2 separate regions of the Homo sapiens genome follow, and region 1 is linked to region 2. A link is a loop called in an ENCODE intact Hi-C map of the cell type or tissue named here. Cell type or tissue: PC-3. All regions are shown on one strand.

Evidence for each region. Peaks named below come from ENCODE experiments on the same cell type or tissue, not always from the same donor. Only the 100,000 strongest peaks of a DNase experiment are listed, where the experiment ranks them.
Region 1: a loop joins it to region 2, with 10 times the contacts of the local background. A loop is called at or near these places in 14 of 110 quality-filtered maps.

Annotation. Positions count from the first base shown.
Region 1 is chr13:101,511,415-101,519,414 of GRCh38, forward strand. All of the region lies in intron 2 of ITGBL1 (integrin subunit beta like 1), which reads left to right. Among named protein-coding and RNA genes, the nearest start is that of ITGBL1, 63 kb to the left of the region's middle. In PC-3, a CTCF peak has its summit at 3,466 (motif pointing right); DNase peaks (open chromatin) are centred at 1,477 and 3,477; H3K27ac peaks cover 2,023 bases.
Region 2 is chr13:101,140,132-101,148,131 of GRCh38, forward strand. It overlaps NALCN (sodium leak channel, non-selective), which reads right to left. Exons shown (of 44, transcript NM_052867.4): 16 at 4,629-4,765; 17 at 2,949-3,090. Among named protein-coding and RNA genes, the nearest start is that of LINC00411, 200 kb to the left of the region's middle. In PC-3, a CTCF peak has its summit at 4,876 (motif pointing right); DNase peaks (open chromatin) are centred at 4,890 and 6,190; H3K4me3 peaks cover 529 bases; H3K27ac peaks cover 1,517 bases.

The DNA.
Region 1 (8,000 bases), 370 kb after region 2:
TACAATATGACAAAAGTGATAGAATGTCACTCCAGTGATTTTGTTAACTTATACACAAAGGTGAAAGGATTTTTGCAGAAGCATTAAGTCCCTAGCCTTTTGTTTTGAGCTAATCAAAAGAGAAATTTTACTGGGTGGGGTTGACCTAATCAGGTAAGCCCTTTAAAGGAAAAGCCAGGCCTTCCCTGGAGTTAGAGCTTCAAAGCAGCAGAGACTCTCGCCCTCCTTTCCTGGCTTTGAAGAAGCAAGTTTCCATACATCCTATAGCCACAAGGAAATGAATTCCACAAACAACCTGTGGTTGCTGGGAGGTAAAGTCTACCCCGTTCAAGTCTCCAGATGAGAATGCAGCCAGACATGCACCTTCATGTCAGCCTCCTGAGTGGAATACCCACCTAAGTTGTGCCCAGACTCCTGATCTGCAGAGCTGTGAGATCATGAGTAGATGTTACTTTAAACATCTTGTTTGTGGTCATTTGTTATGCTGCACTGGAAAATGAAAACCAGAAGTCTCCTTGATGGCATCAGCTAAGGGAGGAAGAATTCCTTCTCTCAGACATACCAAAATGTGCAATTTCCTTTTCAGTCTGCAGATTAATTTGAATGTTGTCATTCTAATTTGAAATAATACCCCTCTGACAAATAGTAGCAGTTACTCCTGTGGATTTTGTGTTTCTTTGTAATTCGACTACTCGTCCTATTTTTTCTATCCTCATTTAAGTCATTTTACTTCCAAGCTCAGATGGATATCCCTCTTCCACTTGCCTTTGTGTTTGATGATCTGATCTCTTCTTCTGCATGTTATTTCTACTTTGCCTTTGCTGGGTTATTTCTGTATTTCTTCCTCACTTCTCGCTTATTTCTATTTTTATTCCCATTCTGGGTCCACTCGTGCTTCTCCTCAGGCCACTCACCATCCAGGAAATTTCTGTCTCCACGTCTCTTCTAAGATTTACCTGTACTTAAGAATTTCCATTTTCTGAATGATGTTTCAAATTTAGAAATGTGGATTTAGGTCTATTTGCTTTGTAAGATTTATGTTTCACAAATTTATTTATTTTCCTTGAGAATTAGTGAACAAATGGTTAGGTAACCTTGAGTGGACATGAAGCTTTTCATCGGAATTGGATACAGATTGTATTTAAACACCTCATCAAAGATTTAGGACTGTGGGATTGTCATTCATAGGTTGTGAGTGAGCACAAGGACCCTTCCCATGGGGTGGTTGACCTTTTGTTTTGAGAGCCAGAGTGCTGCAAGGAAATGTAGTTATTCTTTGACTGGAAGATGTCTTTTCTGTTCTGAATGTTCTGAGGTATGTGGATTCTTATCTATAATTACCTTCCCTTAAGTCAATCTGCATGCTAAAGCCTCCCCCAGGTCCTGCATCTGTGCCTCATTCTTTGAAGCTGGGATTCAGAATATATTATAACAGAATAAATTATAAAGATTGCTTGGGTGTTTCCTGTACCAGGACATAGCAGTGGTTTGGTGTCCTGCCCATTTGTGTGGCAGGAAATTCTTTTGTTTGTGCTGGTGAATCGTTTTGTCTGGGGCTTCTTTCTTTGCTAAAAATCTTGCATTCTTTCATTTGGCAAGCATTTTGTCAACAACTTTAACTTGCAAGAACTATGGGTCCACCTATTTAGGCATTATCGATGAGAACTTCTAAAGGAACAGCCTTTGAGTGTACAGTACTATGGCACACACCCCTAAGGAACCCTCTATGAGTAATGGGTTTGTATAATTCCTTTTTCTTCAGTGGAACCTAGGACTTGCCTGATATTCCAGAGAGTGTGAAGAGGGATATTTAAAAATAAAAATGAAAAAGTGTTGCCCCCATAGTATGTAACAAATGCCTCTCAGGTGTGACAGATGTGAGTTATACTGTGAAGGTGATATTGATGAGTCTGGGTAGGTGTGCAACTGCTTATGGCATAAGGCAGGTACACAGTAAGACCAGTAAGACTAAATGAGAATTACTGGGTATGGAGCTTGGGGATCCAATAAGCCTCCCAAGTGATTCCTGTGTACACTGAAATTTAAGAAAATTATTACATGGTGCCAAAATTTTGTTGTTGATCATGATGATCATTGGAAGACAAAATACCAAAAATTTTATCCAACGTATTATGTCTTTAAGAGAATGTTATAATTTTAAAAGAGAAATTATATACTCCTTAAAATCATTTTCATTAATCAAAATTACTTATGGCTAGAATTCCTCTGCCTTTATAATGCTCTTGCACTTCTAAGTCTAAAGCCTTTAAAATGGTCAGTAATTATTATACTTCAAATTAATGAAGAACCATTGACCCCATGAAATCAAGTTCTGAAATTGACCAACAAGTAATGAATTGTTAACGAGGATGTATTATTCACATCTGCAGTAATTATTTTGCACCAATATTCTAGATTTAAGTGATCTTGGAAAATATCATACATGTGATACTCCTGATCTCAAAGAACAACTTAGTAATGTATAATTATTTTTATTTTTCTGCAATAACTGAGAATGAAGTGCATATTTAAATAAATATTTATATAGTGTTTGTTTATTCAATGTGAATTTCATCATATAAAGTTAATGCCCTAAATTTAATATCTTTTGCATTATTGTGGCAATTGTGATAGTTAACACATCTGTAAACACAAACACATGTTCTGTGTTTCCATTTGATGACCTATAAATGAAGACACATTCTAAAGTGAGACAAAATAACTATATCCTAAATATTCTATCCTAAACGTCCCCATATTCTTGCATTGTATGAAGAAGTGTGTTGGCTGGTGTATGCTAATTTAATAGTTAGATATAATTTGGTTGCTTGATGGAAGATAAAGGGAAACTTGCAGTTTGAAAGCAGTCAGAATGTTAACATCTGTTAAAAATTTGCTAAGTTTCATCACTGAAATTGCCATGACTTAGTACTTTAGAGGGAATAATTATCTCCCTTGGAAAAAACTAATCACTTTAGAAGTGCATAAACACTTCTAAGTCACAAAGGTGCTGTTTCATGAATGACATCAAATTATTATTATTTTTTTTGGTTAGGAATCAGTTTTAGGAGCTAATTTATTTCCTAAAGTCTCTCATTTCTTCTTTAATGTCATTTGTGTAGTGAGAGATATTAACAAGCTACTCTACAAATGATGAGAAATATAAAAACAAATTAATTGTATCTATTAATAACCGTATCTGTTAATATTATGAAATTTCCATATTTCTCCCCCTAGCTGTTGTCAACATCACATCTATTTATTGTCTGAATTTCAATTTCTTTGTTATCCCTCATATATGAAAGTTTAACCTTGAACCTGAAATGACCACTAAATATACTGCCTTAAAAACTGGAATACACATGGGTGTGGTATGTGTGTACCCTCACTTATTCCAACTTAGATGCCTTCCATTCCTTCTATCCACCTTTGCTCCTGAGGTCCCAGGCTAGGGGAATTTGGGTTGTACTAATAAGCACTTTAATATTGGCCACCAGAGGGCTCCCATATTCCTTCCATCTAAGTATGAAAATACAAAGTGCAACTAACATAAAGTTCACCATCAAATAGAAAATATTATAGGAATTTATGATATAGTTCTCTCTAGAGTGAAAGTGTTCCAAACCCATTGTGTTCTTATATAAAATACTTACAATGAACCAATTTGGGATACTCAACACTTTCATTAAAATAAAGTTATGAAATTATGTTTGGTTTTGTCTTTGTTTTGGGAGGTTATGATAAGACTTATAATACTTAATTGGTGATTCCACATTTTAAATATTAATGTTAGTAAATCTGGATGTAAATCCATTATTTACATATGAATGATGTAAAATACAACTGATTCTAGTCATAGGAGTACAATTTTTTATCACAAGCTAGCTATATAAATAATCCTCTATTAAAACCCCGGGTATTTTTTTTTTTAGCCCAGCATTTTGATGGTACACAAAACTTTAGACAACAAGATGGTAGGGTTTCTTTAAGTGTGTGTTGGTAGTAAGAAATAGTTCCATTGGAGAAAAACAAAGAATTGCTTCGTTGGTGAGTCTTTCCACTAGTTCTTGTTGGGTTGTGTTAGCCGAGAACCATTTGCAGTTACTGAGACATGCTGGGATACCTCTCAGGGTTTTAGAAGCAGCAAAGGTATCTGCCATTTTTTTTTCTTTTTCTTTCATTGATGGTAATTTGTTTGGTTTTGTACTGACCAGGTGCTGACCAAAGTATTTATGTATGCAGACATATTTCTGCTGTGCAGTAGAGGGTAGGGTTAGCCAATAGTGAAACTGTTGTAATTGACAGCGGAACAGACTTTGAAGTTTCTTTAGGAACTCTTTGAATCTAGGTGAAACATTTCATATGAGTCATCAGATTGATCTTCTCTGCGATGTACTTTAAAAATTACAATTCATTTATCATCAGTAACCGAAAATGGCATTTAACCATTCTACCTTTTTCAATTGCTTTTCTTCTAGAACACATTACTTATATTTCTGCACTTAAATGTGCATCAAAGAGGATAGCAACATGGAAGGCCTGATTAACTAACTCAATTATACACCCACACCTAGATGCTGTCTTTTTGACTGTGAGACTGCAATGTTGTGTTGCAGAAGAAAATAAAACAATCTGTTCCCCTTTTTTTATCCATTATGTTATTCTGGTCTGAGAATTATTGATTGTACTTTTTCTTTAGAAAAAGAGAATAAAAATGAGCTAATTTTGGTGCACCTTGTATTTATTGAAATAGTTTTAAAGCAGTGTTTTGAATTATGTTTTGATATGTGTTTTTAAAACGGTTTTTCTGAAAGCAGGCTTTCTTTGTTTAAATCCTCCTCTGTCCCATCCTTTGCTTTCTTTTCATGAGACAATTGTGATTAAAAAGCACTCTAATCTCTAGGGTTAGATTATCATGTCTAAATGAAATGCGGTTATAAAACTATCTTTGTATACAATCTATTTTGGAAATTTGAATAGTTTTATTCAGAATCACATAGTAACAAATCCAGTCCAGTTTGTCCTGATGATTCAGTGGGATTTTGATCTGATAATGTTCACCAGGCATTTGCATTCAATTTCTGCTCAAGGAAATCCACAATATCGCAACTAGTAATTGACTGCATTTTAAAAATATGCACAAGCAAAAGAAAAGGTAGAAAAAATGCAACAACCAATTTTGATAGTGACTGGATATTATCATAGCCCAAAAGCTAACTGTATTATGTTCCTCTTAGAAGTCTTTGAATTAACAAGCAAGGCAAATTTTCAGGGTTAGATAGATTTTATTCAGGAACATCTTTGTTAATTATCATATTATTTCTAAGTTTATACTGTCTAGGAATAAAAAATACCTGGAAATGTTTTAATTAGTATGTTCACACACTTCCATGTAAACTGATTTGGGTTCCTAAGTTTCCTGAATAATTGCTCTAATTTTGAAATTCAGCATTCTTAGATACCACTCCAATTGTATGTATTTACCACTTAGAGAGAAAGTTTATTCCTATCTAGCTTGTGTGAAATCAAATTGGCAGAGAATGAACTTTGGCTTAAAAGCTTCTCCTGACATTTATTTGCAAAGGTTTCTATGGCTAATATTCTTGCACTCAAGGTGACATTAAGCTTCCTTGGTCACTAGGGAGAAATGTGGCTTTTCTCTTCACTGATTCTGGGTATGAGAAGAAAAGAATGACTTGAGGATATGCCAACCTCACCTTGCTTCTGTCTGCCCCTAGCTATATTTTATATTTGCATTTCAGGCAAGAGACCAAAAAACTGAATTCCCAACACAGAGAGACAGTGGCGAGCGAGAGGACCTGCATCACCCAGCTCTTAAATCCTACATCAGTACCTATGCCTAAAGCCACCAATGATATCCAGAGACCTTCCTATCTGAAGCTATTGATGTTTATTTTTTTCAAGACTTTAAGACCTCTCAAAAAATAAAATATAAAATTTAACTTAGAATACTGGTGCTTAATTGTGACTGCACGTTACGCTCATCTAGGGGTGCTCTTTAATTCCTAATACTCAGGTTGCATCACTGACCAATTAATCAGAATGACTGGGATTCAACCAGACCTCAGTAGTTTTGTAAGCTCTCTCTCATGACTGTGACTACACTATGGGTTGAGAAGCACTCAAAGTTTGAGAACCACTGTCTTGTAAACCAGGACCACTAAATGATATCATAATCCTACATCCTGACATATGTAAAGGATAAGGATCTTAGACTGCAAATCCAGATGTTCAAGAAATACAGGTTGATTATGAGTTGTGTGGTCCAAATTCTGTAATTCAGCCAGTGTGGTGGAGGGTTAATCTTGGCCAATTCAGGGTTCTTCCTTTCCATGAGAATGCAAGTGAATTACAATGGGTTCAGAGAGTGCTACATTATTTGGGGGTAGGGCTGGAGAGGACTCTGTCCTGGGTGGCTACTTACCTGTGCCAGCCTTGCTGAAATGTGCACCAAGGCATCTGTCCACAGTGGATCAGTGGTGGCTCAAGTCCCCACAGCACTGCCCCTTCACCCCACCAATAGGCCATTTTCTTTCCCCCATGCCATGTTATGGCATGACGTGAGCTGGTGTGTACCTGCCGTGAAGTGTCCCTCAAAATTTTTTCCTCTTCGGTCTTCTCCACACTTGAGAAAATGACTACATGTTTGTTGTTTCTCAGAGATTTGACCTCAGATGAAAATGTTAAGAAAGGAACCAATCATTAAACTGAGACTCCTGGTCAGTACAACCGATGTTTCCTCTTCTTTTTAAAGCAAAAGCTTGTAAATTCCTTTTTTCAATTATAAGGAACCATAAAATCATGCATTTTTGTCCTGAAGGAACTTTTTTAGTATGCAATAATTTGATTAAAAATAATCACTAAAAAGTATATTACCATCAATCGTTATGTTAAGATACATAATACATGAAGTGTTCATATACATACATTGTTATGTTGCTGGATAAATCTAATTCATCTCTGTTTTCCCAAGGTACTTTTGTCATCTGTCCAAACAGTTAAGAGTCACGTTTAAAATGGTATCAACTGATACCTACTCCAGAGTATTTATCTTAATCTAATCAGTGTTATTGCTCCTGTCATTCAGAATCTTCTTAATTATTGATTTGGATTAATTACCTGGTGAACATTTAAAGCCAATTCAAGGGGAGAAAAAGAACAGTATATTGATTAGCACCATTACTGAGGATATCATTTCAGTTTGTCTTAGACAGGGATCCCCCAGGTATGTATAATATTGGCCTTGAGAAAATGTAATTCTGCCATACAAAGTCTAATTCAAATATAATGGCATTTATGTTTTTATCAATGTAACAATAATTTACATTAATTACATTCTTACTATGTGTTGGAGACCATATTAGTACATTGTAAACACTGTCTTGCTTAATCCAATAATCTCATGGGGATATTTACTATTTTATCTCCACTTTACAGTTGAGGAAACTGCTCAAATCACTTTTCCAATTACTCAGCTAGTTACCACAGTTAGGACTTGCACTATGTTTTTAGCTATTATACTTAGACATACAAGTTGAAGGCAGTTCTTGATGTTTTAAAGTAATTGTTGTAAAGACAGATACATGCACACCCACATGCAGAAAATACTCCTTTTTCTAATAGATACTAAACTTTAAAAATAAAGTCAGTGGTACGCATTAAAAATACGTATGTTCAAATCCGTAATGGAATATCAAGGGGAGCCTGGAAATATTTTGAAAATAAACCTTTTTGGGGGTGATGTGAGAGACAGTACCCGGGCCTCTGCAAAAATGTTTTTGATATGAGAATACTGCACTAAGGGCACCATAGTCTACCCCAGGGCTGCCTGATACAGCTATATGCAGTGATGAAAATGTTCTTCATTTGCAATGCCCAGTATGGTTGTCTATTGAGCACTTGAAATAAGCGTAGTGCAAATTAAAAACTGAATTTTTAATTTTTAAAATCTTAATTAGGTTAAATCTAAGTAGTCATAT
Region 2 (8,000 bases):
GGGTCCTCTGATGAAGAAAAAGTATGTTTTTGACATTCCACTTTCCAAGTGGGAGCAATAAGACATGTTGTATGGGATAAAACGTGTTATTCCAACTGTACCTGGGGAGGGTTCGCTTCGGGCGGGCGCACAGAGGGGCGGGCCACATTCTCTTTAGACTCCTCCTCAGCCCGGCACATGCCTCTCAAGACTCTTTTTATCTTTGTCCTCACCAAATCAAAATACTGTGTTCAGGAAATGTGAGAAACAATCACATTTCCTTTTAGAGAGAAAATAAACTCATATTTCAATTTTGTGTTTCCAGTGGGGTAGTGTTACCAGTGATTTTTAAAAGCATGTCATGGTTTTGTGACTTTGGCCATAATGGAAATCAGCTCTCTATCCTCTTCCTGGAGATAAGTGGTCACAAGGACAGCCCAGACTTCTGGCTTACAATCTGCTTTGGAAACAAAACAAAACAAAACAACCTGCTTTCTAGTCCACGCAAACTGCAATTTCAGACTGACTGGCTGAAGCCAAGGCACTATCTTCCCACTTGTTTATCCACTGACATATGACCTTCTGCTTCCATGCCCCATGCACAGTGTTGAGTGGATTATAACTGTGAAGAAGAGAGGTGATAAGTTTAATTTAAAAAAATCAAAAAAGCCAGGCATGGTGGCCATGCCTATAGTCCCGGCTACTCGGGAGGCTGAGGCAGGAGGATCACTTGAGCTCAGGAGTTCAAGGCTATAGTGCACTATGGCCGTGCCTGTGAATAGCCACTGCACCCCAGCCTGGGCAACACAGCAAGATCTCATCTCTAAAAAAATAAAAATAAAAGATAAAAGTAAAGCCTCTAAGGACAGCTAAGGGTAATATGCAAGCCTTTAAGGATAGTTAAGGGTCATATGTCCATATCATAATTTTTCACGAGAAATTTAGAAGCAAAGGATGACCTCAGTTGAAATCTAATTAGTGTCCTGGAAGACCAAGCACAGAACAAAAATAGAGAGATGGCAATCCCAGGGGAGAGAGAAGCAGATGGAAGAGTAACAATTGAACGCAAAATAAATGGAAATTTCCCTGAGCAAATATCTTAGTTGGCAAGCTGAAAAGACTCTAGTTGGAGCAGTTCTGATGAAAAAAGACATATAAGGTATATTCTAAGAAAGCTTCTGAACTCCAAGGATACACAGAAAATCTTACAAGTTTTCCTGAAGAAACAAGCAAACCAAGTCTACCAACCAAAAGGCTAATTACTTAAAAAAAAAATGACATTGGCATCAGACTTGTCATTTACAATCTTGGATTCTGCAAAGATAGTAGAATAGCATCTCTAGATGGCTGAAGGAAAATCAACACATGGAAATCCTTGAAAAAGAAGAGACATCCTGCAAAGAAAATCATCATCATTTTCAGCAAGAGCAACATGACTGAACTACAGCAGAGAACCTGGGAGCTGGGGGAGAGGTAAACGGGAGTAGTATCACATTAGGGGAGGGGAGGTGAGAAAGAGGAGGAGAAAAGGGGGAGGTGAAAAAGGAGGAAAAAGGGGAGGCAAGAAAGAGGAGAAAAAGGGGAGGCGAGATAAAGAGAAAGGTGAGGGAATTCCAAAGGGTTCATCCCTGTGGGAAGGGAAAGAAAGCGGAGAGAAAGAAGATCCTGGAGGATGAAACAGTTGGCATTTTATTGTCACATGATCATAGAGAAATATGGATTTCACTATAAGCAAAAGAAAAAGGGCAGTAACAATGTAAAGGAATAAAAAACACTCTAGGAATGCCAAAGTGGAATACTTGCAAGTGAACTAGATGTTTTTGCAAACTCTACTGTTTAATCTCTTTAATATTAAAGGACAATTATTAATCTTTCATTTTCTAACTGAACTGACATTGATTATGTGACCAAGCTGATATATATAGTTTGATACTATGCATACATATATACACACATATACATTTATATGTCTATGTGTGTATATATAAATATGTTTACTTATTATACCTAGATAATACATTCTATGTCTTTTTTTTTTTTTTTTTTTTTGAGATGGAGTCTCACTCTGTTGCCCAGGCTGGAGTACAGTGGCACAATCTCAGCTCACTGCAACCTCTGCCTCCTAGGTTCGAGTGATTCTCCTGCCTCAGCCTCCCGAGTAGCTGGGATTACAGGCATCCACCACCACGCCCAGCTGACTTTTGTATTTTTAGTAGAGATGGGGTTACACCATGTTGGCCAAGCTGGTCTCGAACTTCTGACCTCAAGTGATCCACCCGCCTCGGCCTCCCAAAGTGCTGGGATTACAGGGGTGAGCCATGGCACACAGCCCTTATATTATTTTTTTTAAAAGTGAATAAATGAAAAAGTACATTTCTTTAAAATTATTACCTAAATTTGCTTTATTTATATGTGGTTCCCTACTGATACTTTGCTGTGGAATCTGAAAAAAATTTTCCCTTCTACTTTTCAAATGATAAAGAAATAGGTAAACTAGAACATGAATAAGCTCTTGCACCTAAGTTCCTGCCACATACTAAGCATTGAATAAATGGCAATTCTTTCGACCGATTTTAGAGAAACATGCTCTCGTATCCTCTCTGATGTAATAAGTAGACATAAGCAGTTGTACTTGCAGGAGATGGCAGGTCATTACACCTGGACTGAGCCTTGGAGATCCCAGCCCTTTATTCCGCACCTGAGAAAATGCAGATTTGGGAGGCTCTTGATGTTTACAAAGTCGCATGGCTGCCACGTGGCGCAGCTCAAAAGCTTACACGGGCAAATGCAAAATTTCAATGCATAGAGTAAAAAATGTTAGGTTTCATGATATCTTTTACAAATGAAATCATTTTATTTTCATTATTCTCTTGAGAAATTGGATTCCAGGACCCTAAAGAACTCTGCGGTTCTTTTCTCAAACATAGATGCTTTTTAGAAGCCTGGTTATTCGAAACAGCAGATCTTACTTTTTGGTCGATGTATTTGTTGTCCTCAATTGCTGAGCGTTTGGAGTGGTCGCAGGAGGAGGAAGAGGTGGTCGGGAGGCTTCTCAGGAGGCAACATGTGTCCTGTTGCTGGCGGTCAATAAACTGCTTCATAAAACTCTCCCTTTGCAAATGAAGTATATGTGCATCAGGCATTATTAGTGGAAGGGAGCAAGTGACAGCATTTTGCAATGATGAGTTTGCTTGAGCAAAGATAAAGCAGTGATAAAAGATCATAGAAAACTAGATCATGACTAAAATATTTCATTAGCAACAGCTTCCTGAAACTCAGTGACTCCTGCTTAAAAAGCAATATCCTTGAAATAACTTTCAAGCAATATTACTCAGTAACCGATGGTAGTTTTTTGAATCTTTTTTTTTTTTGAGACGGAGTTTCACTCTTGTTGCCCAGGCTGGAGTGCAATGGTGCAATCTCAGCTCACCACAACCTCCGCCTCCCGAGTTTAAGCAATTCTCCTGCCTCAGCCTCCAGAGTAGCTGGGATTACAGGCATGCGCCACCACGCCCAGCTAATTTTGTATTTTTACTAGAGATGGGATTTCTCCATGTTGGTCAGGCTGGTCTCGAACTCCCGACCTCAGGTGATCTGCCCGGTTCGGCCTCCCAAAGTGCTGGGATTACAGGTGTGAGCCACCGCACCCAGCCCAGTTTTTTGAATCTTATTGTGGTAATAAAACACTTTTTTTCCCCCTCTAAGACTTGGAAGAATTAGTTGCTCTCTCTAAATGTCCATTTATCATAAGAATGACTAAGAGAGAATTTTACATTTTAAGACTCAAAAGCAAGTGCGTTCATCTGATCTTCAAAGCATAACGAAAATTCAAGTAACGTCTCTTCAAATTACCAAATTCAATTAATTTTGTTTTTTAAAATTAGAAATGCAAATATATTTCTACCCGAATTTTAAATATTATGGCACCATATATAGTCTCATACTTTTATAACCCCCCACAGAATTATTTTTAAAGCTAGTAACATATTACTGTAATTCTGTTTGTAATTTCTTGAGCTATAACTAGAAGAATTTCCTTTTATTATTAAAAATAGGTGTTTAAAGCATCTTTTATGCATTTGCTTAACTGGAGGGCAAACGTGGTAGAAAATCAAATCAGTATGAGTGGAAAAACGCCACGGTTCTTCTTTTAAAAAGTGGAAGGCAAATTATATATGGTAACCTGACATGGTAGGCTCCATAAACACTGTAGTAGTACACAAACTGGGCCAGCTGTGGTTTCCCTGTTTGCTTGAAAATAAAAGGGCCACAGAGGCAATTTTAGTCTCATACGGTTGGGGTCTGAGATTGATGTCTACCTGCCATCCCTGCAACACTGAGCAGCTTCTCCAGTTTCCTGGGATGTCCCATTCCCGAGGAGTCATCCCAGAGAGAAGCGATGGGAAGCAGCCTTCTTGCTTAGGCTACTGCAGTTATAAAGTGACTCTTCTGTGAATACATTGCTTAAAAGAGTCAAAGTTGTTTATTTATTTATTTATTTTAAATAGAGGTAGAGGTAGTAGAAAGATGACAATAAAATAGAAAGAAACCCAACCCACATATACTTAAAAGAAGGGTTAAATCAGATTTAAGATGATGAATCTTTTACAATATATGTGAAATATGCAATTAAAGAAGTATTTTGGTACCTGATTTTAGGAACTGTAAAATCTGAAGGAAGCTTTGAGATTTTCACCATTTGAGGTCTGTTTGGAAATTTTTCAAAGATTCGCAGGCGTAAAGGGAGCTTTTCTTTGGTGTCCGCATTTGCTTCACTTTGCTTTAACTAAAGAAAAATTGGAAAGAAGAAAAAAAGGGGGAACCTATAATACTATTATATACGTTACACAAAATTAGTTTTAGAATGGAAGCAATAAGTAATTACATGAAATGCCAGTAGATGGCAGCAAAGGCCTACCAAGTATACCTCTCTTGCCCGCCATAAATTGCTCTATGAGCTAAAACTTTTGAGTTAACAGAAAAAACAAAAACAAAACTTAACAACAAAAAAACTAAACCAGAAAAAAATTCAAGGAAAACTTTATGTCATTTTATTCCCAAAGACAAGTCTCTTTTCATCTCAGACATTTTTAATGGTTTACTATTACTTGCATATTTAAACAATAAAATTTGTTTACACATGCCTAACGCTAGAATTAAAAATTTTTAAAAACCATGAAAAATTTAAAAAAAATTAACTACAGAATCATACTAAGTAGTAGCATTTGTAAAGAGAGACAATGGCAGGAAAATTGGTTATGTCGCCTAGCAGATTAAAACAGAAAAGCTCAAAACACAAATACCACATTTGGTCCATGCAGCGAGTTTTCCATTTGGCTGCAAACATGCTTGGACACGACGAACTTAAATGCCATATGATATCTTTGTGAGGAATGACAATCAAATGGATTTATTTAAGAGTGTATATTTATATTTCTACAAATTGAGTTTCAGGGAAGCTCAGGTTTAACATCATAAACTGGAACAAGGCTGAACTAAGATACTACAAAGGTGGACTGTGGCTTCCAGAATTCATGCTATACTTTCCTATGCTCTCTTTTTCTCTCCCAGTGCCGACGTCTCTTGGAGTCCCTCTTTACTTCTGTTTACCTCTCCCCTTCTCCAGGACCTTCTGCAGAGTGGAACACCCTTCCCCACGTCTGCCCTGTCTTCTGTCCCGGCTTCCCAAACTGCATCTTTTAACACTGATGCCTTTCAAAGAGTACATGTAATTCAGGCTGCCTTTTTGGAGGGATTTGGGGGGTGGGTTTCAAAAATCATCCACTCATTTACCTCCTTGTTGGGTATGGTTTTACTCTATAATTTGTTTTAGGAATTATGGAAAGATAAGAATTAGAGGCCAAGAGAGCTTTTAAAACAGGAAGAGAGATGGCAATGCATCCCTCCTATATGTGGAAATACAAATTGGCTAAGGAGAACAGGAGGGCTTCTTTTTGGGGAAACATTCCCATTTCAATATGATGGATGACTCAACTATCCTATTGGTTGTGAGCTCATGATGAGATTATACATCCTGATTTCTGGTTTTCTTATTAGGCTGCAGAAATCGCTCTTATGTTTTTGTTTTGTGTAACATAAACATTTACCTTAGCCATTTGTAAGTCTGATTTGATTTTGTGGGTAGCCTTTGGTTTTTCTGTCTTAGATGGTAATCTTATTTGGAGAAGGAGTCACTGCTGTTCGTTGCCTTCCTCCCTTCCTAACTGGAGTGCTCAACGCAGTAATGTGTGCAAAATGGCACGTTCTCAACAGTTCCATGGTTATGATGATGACAATGGTAAGGAATTAGCTCCCAAAGACACAAAACAAAAAGTAGTAGCATCTCTGTGAGAGGTACACAGTTAGAAAAATGATTCCACACACGAGTAAAGAGATTTACCAGGAAGAGTCTTGTTTTCTAAAAGTTGATACAACTAGTAGAAAAATACTTGTCAGTGGTAAATAGAGCAGAAGTAGAAAAAGCAGTTAATCTATTAGATCAGATCAGAGTGTAAGGCAGGTATATCAGGCCAAAGGTGATAAGACAGAGCAGAAATAAAGTATTGTTAATTCATGCATTTGCTGACTCATTTATTTATACATTGATACTGTCACTTATAAATCAAATCTTACAGGTCAGGTTCTGTGCTAAGCTCAGGGGATATAAAAAGAAATAAGTCACTGCACTCGCCCTCACGGAGCCCACAGTATAACTGGGTAGATAGTTCTATAAAGAGACAATGATAATAAAATAGAATGGCCACTCTGGCAGATATAGGAACAGAGTGCTCGGAAACACAAGGTATAGAGCAAAGAGAGAAATAAGAAAAAAAATGAAGGCACTACTTCTACTCCACGAGACTTCACGGGCAGCAGAATAGACACACGTGGTCAGAAGAGTTGACTTGGGGGCTCTAGATGTATCAGGACTGGTATGCATATTTTATGAGAATTCAATGTCTTCAAACAGACACAAGGGCAAATGGTATATTAATTGGGACATATCATTGAAATGAGAACACAGAGTTCTTTCCTAAAAGCCTCTAGGCCTGCCCACTGCCTGCATCCCCACCAGTGCCTCCCTGGCCAATGCACCACTGGGTTCCTGCATTTCCTGCAGTGCTTTCTCCATCTGCTTCAGCTCTTTCTAATCTGCTCTTCATTCTGCGGTTATTGCCATTTCTCACGCTCTGTCTTAAAACTTTTCAATGGCATTCCACTGCCTTTTTCTTCCTCTCTCTCTCTTTTTTTTTTTTTTTTTTGAGATGGAGTCTTGCTCTGTCTCCCAGGCTGGAGTGCAGTGGTGCGATCTTGGCTCACCGCAACCTCTGCCTTCTGGTTCAAGCCTCAGTTTCCTGAGTCGCTGGAATTATAAGCATGCACCACCACACCTGGCTACCCACTGCTTTTAACAAACAAACAAAAAAACTTTTGTTTTAACAAACAAAAACAAAAATATAAACTTTTCTTTTTTAAAGATATGGGATCTTGCAATGTTGCCCAGGCTGGCCTCAAACTCCTGGGCTCAAGGGATCCTCTTGCCTCAGCCTCCTGAGTAGCCGGGACTACAGGTGCGAGCTGCCATGCCTGGTCAAAATCTCAATCTTCAATCTAGGCTCAGAGGCCTTTTTTTGGCCCCTCCCTGCCTGTCCAGCCTCAGCTAGCTCTATCCCCACACCGGGTTCCAGTCACATCCTTCAGTTGCTTGGAAACATCTGCACCCTCTGCCTCAGAACCTCTGTGCCTCCCCCACCTCTGCCGGCCCTCTGCTGGCCCTCTGCTGGGTTCCCCTTTCTTCCTCTTTTTCTCTTGAACTCCATCAAATTCTACTTGTTTTCTAGATTTCAGTTCCACTAGAAATTCCTCACAGAAGCTTTCTCTGACAAAGTTTTCCTCTTACAAGCTCATAACATGGTAGGATGAATCCTATAATATTGCTGTTTGTGTGGCTCAAAGCAGTTGAACATCTGCAATTTCTTACGGGTCAATTGAATCCACAATACATTAGTTTCCTAGGACTC